2 separate regions of the Mus musculus genome follow, and region 1 is linked to region 2. Evidence: chromatin loops called from intact Hi-C (ENCODE). Cell type or tissue: left cerebral cortex. All regions are shown on one strand.

Evidence for each region. Hi-C counts contacts between places; a loop is a spot of excess contacts. Peaks named below come from ENCODE experiments on the same cell type or tissue, not always from the same donor. Only the 100,000 strongest peaks of a DNase experiment are listed, where the experiment ranks them.
Region 1: a loop joins it to region 2, with 2.7 times the contacts of the local background. A loop is called at or near these places in 1 of 42 quality-filtered maps.

Annotation. Positions count from the first base shown.
Region 1 is chr13:40,707,313-40,712,312 of GRCm38, forward strand. No RefSeq gene overlaps it. Among named protein-coding and RNA genes, the nearest start is that of Gm26688, 18 kb to the right of the region's middle. In left cerebral cortex, no CTCF peak of the experiment used is centred here; a DNase peak (open chromatin) is centred at 2,584.
Region 2 is chr13:39,891,796-39,896,795 of GRCm38, forward strand. No RefSeq gene overlaps it. Among named protein-coding and RNA genes, the nearest start is that of Gm40924, 29 kb to the right of the region's middle. In left cerebral cortex, a CTCF peak has its summit at 2,542; a DNase peak (open chromatin) is centred at 2,555.

The sequences.
Region 1 (5,000 bases), 820 kb after region 2:
TAGAGACACAGACATACAAAAACGAGGGGCAGTGGGCTAACCAAATGAACACTAGTTGAATTTCAAAATCGTTCTCCGTTCTCCAATCTTCCTGGTTGGGGTGTCCAGAGAAATCATCTTTTCCTTACTCAAAACCACTGACAAAGTCAATACTGCCTAGCAAAGTATATGTCCCATTTTCTAGGTCCTGCGGGAATCAAACCACCCCCACCCCCGCTGCTTCCCTTTATGTCCCAAAGCCTGAACTTTATAGGGCCTTAAGAATAGTGTTTCCAAACATTGTACTAAAGTGTGGACATGGAAATTGGCTTCAAAATACTAACCTAGGCACTGTCTTGAACCAACTGTCTGATCTATTTGGATGCCCACGAATAGCTTTGTCAGACTTAGGAGATAGACCAGTGGGTTGACACTGAAGAGCCATGAAGCTAAGAAGACCTTACCAGATCAAGTACTTCAATCTAAGAATGCACACACAGGAGAGTTGTCCCATCCTCATCCCCATGCTCTGGGGAGTTTCCTGATTTAAAGACTTGCTGAAATTCTACATCTGTAGGATGGGGGGGAAGGAGGCAAGCTGGTGAGCACTGTCTTCTTCCTCTTCGTTACCGGGAATAAATTGTTGCAGAAGGAAAACTATACAGGCCATGAAAAAATCAGTCTTGAGATGGGGTGATTTGGGGTGATTTGGGGTGATTTGGGATTTGAGATCTGTTCTTTCACCCCATGCTCTCATCTTTGAAGCAAAGCAACAAGAACACTCTCTCCTAACAGAACAACAGTGGCTCCTGCTTGTGTGTATTTGCATAATAATTGCTATACAAAACCAAACCTCATGCTTCCTTTTACACATTTGCTTTCCTTTTTTCCCCCTCTAGCATAAAAAAAAATAATTTTTAATCTGCTTCTACGGGGTTTTCCTAAAGTTCTTTTCAATCTATCATCGCCTCCTTTTTTCTCAGGAAACTCTGAGTATAGTTAAAATATTGAATAGAAAATGTGTGAGCATTCCCATTTACCAAGAGGGTGTTACCATCAGTCAGAAAAGGCCACCACACATACAACTTTTACTGGCGTCTGTCCCTGTCCCTGGCAACCGAAGAGATGTGATATGTACATGGAAACCAGCCTCGGGAACTTTTGGTCTCAGCTTTCAAAGGCAGAGCCCACCAGTGATGTTCTTCGAGCAGAGCCTCTCCTCACTGTCAGCCCACTCCACTGAGCTAGCTTCTGTTGTCCTTTTTCATCCCACCGGGCTAGCCAAACACTTCCCACAGAAGCAATTCATTTCTGGGGTTTCAAAGGGAAAAAATAAACAAATAACTGAGATGAAACATATTTTCTGCTTTGAATGTAACCTTTGACCTTCTCTTTTCAGTACACCTGACACCAGGGCCTTCAAAGAGACTCACTTTGGGTCTAGCCTGATGATTCTGATTCATTCGGACTCATATATTCTCTCTCTCTCTCTCTCTCTCTCTCTCTCTCTCTCTCTCTCTCATCTCTCTTCCTATCCCCCTATCTCTCTTTTTCACTCTCTCTCCCCTCTCCCTCTCTCCCTCCCTTTCCCCTCCCCACTCGGCCTCCCCCTCCCCTTTCCCTTCCTCCCCACCACTGAACTCTGTGGAAAGTTGTTGCTCTAATCGCAGCTCCCTGCTCAGGGCCAAGGGAGGCCGGCAGAACACGCAGGGTGTTTTGTTAAACGCTCCCGTCGTTCGCACGGGCTGCGACTTGATAAAAGGAGACAGTTTTCTGAAAAGATTTGATTGAAATGGCGTGTGCCAGGGCTGATGGGAGCCAGCGAGGGACAAAGCGCAGAGAATCCATGGACACTCGAGCAATTACGCCTCCACGCTGAAGGTGGATTAGCGCGCTGGAAAGAAGCATATGTTTGGCCTGGGGCGACACTTCCCCCCGGCTGAGCTTAGAGAATGGGAACGCGGAGAGCGGCTGGACCCGGAATATCAACTATCTGCGAAGCCCCCCTCGCCCGCACAGCCCAGCTTGTCTCCCCGCCCCGCCCCCCCCGCCCCCCCACCCCCGTCCCCGAAAAGTCAGAGTGGGTTTTTGCAAAGAACAGAGAAAGAAGGAAGAAGTAGGGAGAGGGATGGTGCAGAGTGGGAAGAAGAGAACAGACCAACAGACGTGGATGGACGGAAGGGGAAAGAGGGAAGTATCTCGGAGGTGCAAATGAATAGGTGTTGCCTTGGGGATGGGGGAAGGTCATCCAACTGAGACGCTGAAGCTCGGGTGTGGAGACCCAGACCAAGTCAGATGAATGGTACTTCCACACTAGAAACAAGTTTAGGCTGGGGTGTTCTCTCAAACCTATATTGAAAGGTGATATAAATTGTTACAATAAAGCAAGCGATCTTGGATGCAACTGCAAAAGCTACAGTGTATAGCTGTATATAGCCCACAAGGGGCTTTGAGTGTAGGGGAGGAAAGGCCTAGGGAGAAGTGTTGGGCAGAAATTGGTGCAATAGGGCTGAAGGTAAGCAGTTCCTAGAAGGCAGTGGGAAAGAAAGGGGAGTCGCTCTGTTTACAGCCCTGGGCTAGGGATTTGCGGACTTCGTGCTGTCCTGAGTCGGGTTGAGCCAAAAAGTTTCCCAAACCCTGCCTGCAGTCATTAATTAAAGAGTCGATCCTGCGAAAGGGGCCCTTAAAACTGTAACTCCATGCCTTCCAGCTCTCGCTGACTCCGCAGAGAAATAGTGGAGGGAATGGAGTCGCAAAACGGTTTCAATGCTCTTTCTCAGACCTGGGCTTCGGTTTAATTGAACCTAACCTGGACGCAGGTGGCAGTGGCTACCGCCCAGAACCCCCTTAACTCTAGCCGCTCTCGGAGCCCCAACATAGTCGCTTCCTAGTCCCATGGGCACCCCAAGTAGGACTCAAACTTCCCACCGGCGCTGCGCCTCCACCTCAGGGCCAACAAAACCTAGTTGTGAATTACTCCGAATACCGGGGGCTCTAAGCAGGGTGGGTGGGATGAAGATGACTTCAGCAGAAGAAATGCCTTTTCAGTAGGCCGGGTCCCTGGAAAGGCTGGATAAAACCTCATCAGGGGGTTGCACAAGGCGCCGCTGCCCGCCGCCACCTCCTCCCAAACTGATTCCCTGCTGTAGACAAAAGTGTAGCCCAGACTTGGGGCTCCAAAAAAGACAAGGGGCATCCTGAAATAGGATTTGGTAGCTGACAAAGCAAACGGAAATTTGATCCTAGCATTAACTCGGTGCCTCAGGAAAAAAAAAATTATTTTAAGCTGTATTAGCTAAATATAGTTTGACCGTGTGTGTGTGTGTGTGTGTGTGTGTGTGTGTGTGTGTGTGTGTGTGTGTGTTCCATAGCCCCAAGTCGCGTTGGATTTTTAAAGAGTAATGATCTAGAGAGTTCTGGGTACTCTCCTTTCCAAGACAAAAACAGTGGCCCAGGCTTCTGACTGGTAGAAGCTGGGAATCTGAATTGACCATGGATGGGGTCATGGATGGGAGCAGAGGCTGGCTGCTCTCCTCCTGTGTTTAGGATTGTTATTGGAACTCAAAAGACTGGAAGGTTGTCATTGTCTAGTTTTAGTTTTGAGGGGCTGCAGAAGTACACCCATCACTAGTCAAGTGCTTTACCCACTCAGCTTTAAAAAACAACAACAACAACAAAACAAAACCTTTATTTCCATAGAGGAGATCACAGCATGGTTTGAGCCACTTTAGAAAAAAAGAAGACGTCATGGAAAAGACAACCCTCCTTTGCGATTGGAAATATCCCCATTCCTGAGACATAACGAGGGAACAGAAAGTCAACCTACAGAGCTCAGAATCATCATACTTACTGGAAGGGGCCAGGAGGGAGAGCCTGCTCTACGTAGGAAGGCTTCAACTCCTTAGCTTTTTCTGCCATTCCACAGCTCACTCCAGCCACATAAACATTGCTGCTCTGTTCAGAAAGAAACCTGCTCTGTGAAAAGCAGCCTCTGCTCCCTTCGTGCTGTGTAAGACAACAGAAGAGCGCAACCTTGCATAGGAATAACACAAAGTTTTGTTTCTGAGACCCCCCCCCTCCCCCAACTCATCCTGTGACCCGTTTCCCTCCTTTTTATACACAGCAAGACTTTTGGTTTTAAGCCTGTGAACTCTTCACACGTGCCTGAATTGCTCAGCTTTCCACGTCAGCACAATCTCTCTACTCTGCAGACAGCCCTGCAGTCTATCACAGAAAATGTCAATTATGTCTTTGGAGATAGCATGACTGGGTTGGGAAATGTGTCTGGTCTATATCCACATACTAATGTTTCATTCATTTCTACTGCTCGCCTGCCTATAACTTGCCTATCTTGACCTAGTGCATCCCTACCATCACAGACAATTAACTCAATTCTGATCATTAATAAAAACACCTTTAGTTTCAACTCATGGTTAACTTGGTCTTAGGTGTTATTAAAGATGAACTTCTCCTAGAAGGAATGCTGGAGAGGAGAGTGCTTTCTAGTCCCAGGTGGGTCAAAGGGAGGGCAGTGTTATTAAGCATAGCAGGAAGCTAAGATGACATCTTTTGTACAGCTTAGCTATTGAGCCAAGTTTAGTATAGAAAAGATAAAAAGGTTTGTTTAATATTCCAACCCATCTTAAGACAGGATGCAAAGGTGTGACAGATGTTGTCACTTGCTCAGTGACTTTATTCTCCTAGGATGGAGGGGTTGGTTGACTGATACTTGGAGTTGAGTCCTGTGTTCCTGGATTTTCTTTTCTCTCTCCCTCCCTCCTTTCTCCCTATCCTATCCTGCAGTTAATAATAGGGAAACATAGACCTGTTTCTTCAAGTCTCCACTTTGGATAATCAAATTTAAAAAGGGTAAATTTCAATTGTCTTGTCTCGGTTGCAGCAATCTTTGCACCTGTAACTCGGAGGGGGAGTGGGGGTAGGATGAAAATGCTGGTTGTTTGTGTTGTTAGTTTTGCCTCTCGGATCTCTAGCAGGCTGACCTGATTTTTACAGCCCTTTTA
Region 2 (5,000 bases):
TGTTTCTCATACAACATTCTTTCTTGTTTGTCTTTACTTTGGTCTTAGTTTAGTCTTGATTTAGTTTTAAGGAAGAAGCTCATTCTATAGGCCTGCCAGCCTCTAACTCAACAGCAATTCCACTGTTTCAACTTCCTAAATATTGGGACTATGGGTCAGTGCTACTACTCTTGGTGAAATTCTTATTTATTCCGCTCTTCTGATAAACTCTTAAGTTTAAGAAATATGCCAACTATGTTCAACATCTCTATCTGACACAAAAATAACACCTAACCCATTTTAAGAAATATGTTTTAGAAAGCTATGGATCATTCATGCAGATACCATTAGCTAGAGAGAGAAAAAGGTGACTTCTCTCCAGAAAAACATAATAATCTCTGAAACAGACCAAGAAGGACGGTGTTGATGTTTGCATGGGAGAGCGAGCCCCCAAACCCAGGCTTTACTAAAAGAACTCGGCAACTTTATATTTTCATGTCTATACAGCAAAACGGAGTTACTGGAGAACCACATAAAACTACAGTAGCTATAATGGCCTTCTTAAGTGGTCTGCTCGGGCTGTGATCAAAGGACATGTGCACATACTTCAGTAATTAGATGGGTTTATAAGGTGTGCTATTAAACCAGCGTCCATCTCTCTACTCTTCTTTGTCTAAACATTCTTAGTTTGCATTCCCCACAAGTGCAATGGGTTTCATAATGCCACTGTCTCTGAAGAACATGATGTCGTTGGGCCATATTGACCTCCCATTTTTGTCTATCCACACACTCCCTCTTCCTCGTCCCAAATAATCTACTTCCCATTTCCATGCTTTCACAGAAGAGAAGACTTCGCCTCTCACTTTCCTGAATCGGCCTCATTTCCTGCAATGTGCTGATCTACAAATGCTGTCCATCATCCTGGAAAGAATACAAACTCATCGAGCACCCGTCCTTTTATGTTTGTCCTTTCATTAAATATAGATTCTTTTCTCATATAATAAATATATCCTAATTACAGCTTACCCTGTGTCTACTCCTTCCAGTCCCTCCCCACCCCACCCCCTCCTCTAATCCAGAAACACTCCCTTTCTGTCTCTCATTAGAAAAGAACGGCTGCCAAGAGGTAACAACAAAACGTAACACAATAAAATATAATAAACAAAAGCAAAACCCATCACACTGAACGTGGGTAAGGCAAATCATCAGAAGGGAAATATCCCCAAGAGAAGCAGAGGCCATTCATTCAAACCCACAGGAGCCTCATAATGTGGCTTTCACACAGCGGACCTTGCACAAGCCCTTGTAGGCTCTGTACTTGCTACCTCAGTCTGTGTAGCTCCTTTATTTATTTATTTATTTATTTATTTTATTTAATTAATTAATTTATTTATTTAACTAGGGGAAGAGCTCAGGAAAATACTGCAGAAACCCTTAGGCCAACCAGAATGCTGGCCTGACTTTCCTTTTGACCCTGACTTGTTTTTTTTCCTCTAATGTCCTTGTGTGTGTCCCATTTATATAATTCTATTAATTATATATTATATAATTATAATATTAATATATTGTATATTACATACTGATATATAAATAATAATTATGTAATTATTATTTATTCATTGGAAATTTTATCCAAATGCTGTTTCCTGTAGTCACTAAACGTATCATTTACCTGCGTGAACCTCATGCATCACAGGTCAAATCACCAGTGACATATTTAATGAAGCAAATTGTCCAGCTATATTTCATATATTAAAACTTCAAATAAGTTCTTTGAAGTTTTAAAAGACAGGAAATGAAATTTTGCATGTTCCTTACCAGCTGTTACTTTTTAAAAATAATATATAAAACTCTTCAGAAAGCCTTTTTGCTTGTTTATTTATTTATCATTTATTTATTTTTATATGTCTGTCTGTTTTGCCTACATGTTTTTCTATGTACCACTTATGTGCCTGGTGTCCATAAGAGTAAGAAGAGGGCATCCTTGGAACTGGAGTTACAGATAGTTGTGAGCCTCCATCTAGGTGCTAGCAATTGGATTCAGATCCTTTGGAGGAACAGCCAGTGCTCCTGACGGCTGAGTATCTCACTGGTCCCCAGAAAGCAACTCTCAAGCAAATTTTATTCAGTCCGTAATAATGAATATACATCAGAAAGTAATTGAGTAGCCTGTTGTGCCTACATTTGTCTATTCTGCTTTCTTGTTTCCATCATCATCTCAGTCACAAAAATACTCCTGAAAGTTGAGTTTTAACCTAAAGGTACAATATAGCTTTTCTGTGTTGTTACTGAGACTTTGTGTGTAATAGGTATCTAGTCATTACTGCAATCAGCTCTCTGCAAGCAGAAACTGAGAATCTGGGATGTAAGATGCTCACTGGTGATTAATATTTGTAAAACCAAGAGGAATAGAACAGGAGCGAATACAGAGACAGCAAAACATTGAAGGAGTCCTTAGTTGTATCTGTCAACCAGGCAGAGAACTGTCAGAATGCCTCCTACAGGGCCCAAGTGCTCACACTTGTAATCTTTCTCTCTGTAGTCCTCTGATTTGAGCTATAGGGGGCACTAGGACCTCGGAATAAAGAGCCCTTTAAAGTTATGCAAATCACAAACACCTACCATATGGAAGTCCCCTGCAGCCCACACTCCCTGATGATTGGCACTCTACCCCCTTGTCCACCCACCTTGCCTGTCTTCTGATTATTGACGATGGAGAATAGTTAGACTGGTGAAGATTCGATTGTACATCCAGACATGACAAGGTCTGAGTGCTCGATGGACCCGGAAGGGAATTTACCTTTGATTTCCATGTCGATGTTGGCTTTGTCTTGTGTTATAGGCAAATGTATCTACTCACAGCCACAGCTGACAAAGAACACTGCTCCCCAGGAATATCTCTAGAAAGTTCTATGAAATTAGAACGGATTCAGTACTTGTTCACCCTAGAGGTTCAGAGACATACCAGGCTTTGAAGAGTAATTTTTCAAGAAAAGGTAGTTAGTTGTACTTGGGAAATTCAGGCAGGGTGGGATCTTGGAGGGAAAATCATGAGCAAAGTACAATGACATGCATGTATCAGAGCAGAATCCATTATCTTGTACATCAATAAAAATTAACTATAAGAAATGAGATTGATTCTGGAAGATAGAAGATACTCTAGACAAGCAGCAACTTTACTTTCTCTAACATAGCCATTCTTGAAGGGGAACAGGTATATTTTAGCTAGCTTTGCTTAAGATTTACATTATGAGATTATAAAGTAAACCCAGATATTGATACTGACCGTTACTAAAACTGAGTTATCTTGATATCCAAAGATAGACAGTCTTTTGAAGCACTCACCCGGTTTTTTATTAATAATCTTCAGATTTGATTTCCCATTCTGGCTGTGTTTATCAGAATTTTAGTCATATAAAAGCTCATATTATAATGATACCTAAAAATAGAGGTCTTAAAACCCAAAATCACCAATACATACAAATCCTGTAGCATTAATCCTGACAATTTTATAAGATGCCAACGTTGTAAATTATAATAGTTTCCATTATTAGTGTTAGCATTTTGTCTAAGCTCTGCCCCACAGTTACCTGGCAACATACAGGTGTATCTCACTATAAAAGGGGATGCTTGCCTCCTCCTCTCTCTTTCTTGCTCCTGCCTTCTTGTTCCCCTCTGTCCTCTCTTGCCCCTTCCTCCCTCTCTCTTCATTCCCTTCCCCCTCTCTCATGGCTGCCGACCTCTACGCCTATTCCTCTACTCTTTCTCTCTCTGCCTCTCCTACCCTCTTAACTACCCTCCCCATGTCCTGAATAAACTCTATTCTATACTATACCATCATGTGGATGGTCCCTTGGGGGGAGGGAGGGATGCCTCAGCATGGGCCCTCCAAGGCAACCCTTTCCCGCACTCCTGACTACACCTCCACCAAAACATATTCTCTCTCTCCTTATCTTTTTATAAACACATCAATCAGTAATAGGAACACTAGTGTTAAAAATGTACTGCTTAAATAATGTTAATTGTTAGAATAACGTTGTAGATACCATGAAAGTTACAACAAAAATAAAAAATCAAATGTAAAAGAAAACTCTCTGAAAAAGCATAATTCATATATGTTAATTTTATACTTATTTTATGATCAATTTGCATGAATAAACTTAGAATGCCCTATTCGAAGTAGGTATACATAATAGGTGTAACATGGTAAGATTAAAATTATTATAAATATTATCATTAATGAATCAAACATAATGAATATATACATACTTACATCTCAATATATATATTTGTGGACAAGATAAATATCTGACACCTATGCATGTTTCATAGGCCCGGCATGAATGCCTATATGGAATGGGCCTTAAATCCGACCAGAAAGCAATTATATACTCAGTGAGTATATTTTGCCAGGTTTGTCACTGTTTCAGGGTTCACAGCCACACAGGACTGATGACTAGGAGTGTGTGTGTGGTTGGTTGCTGGGGCTCCTAAGAGAGAAGCACGTGTTTCCCTGACTCTGAACCCCATGAAAGAGGCAGCGTAAAGGCTGACTGTAGGAGTCAGAGGAGATGGAAGTCAGCAGGAGAACATGGCTTACCTAATCAACTAACAGGGCTCACAGAAACGGAAACAGCAAGCACGGTGCCTGCATGGGGCTGAGCCGGGTCTTCTGCTGCTTCAGGAAACCTCGCTGATGACAAGACAGAACAAGATACAGTAAGACAAGGCAAATGCCCTCATACTCAGGCTGGAAAAGGAAAGCCAGCGGGAGGAAAAGTCTATAGAGCAGGCCAAAGAGTAAGTATAGTTGTGAGTAAATATTGCCAGCATTTTATTGTTAGGAACCATTCAGAATGAACAGATAAGAGCTAGAGAAACAAAACGGACCTCAGATAATCCTTGATCCAAGTGTTAGCTCTTGACTTGGTGCATCATAGGACATTAGTGTAGTGATTCATTAACAGAGCTGCGTATTCATATCAGCTGTGCGGTTTTACTCCAGAGAGCTGAGAAATCCT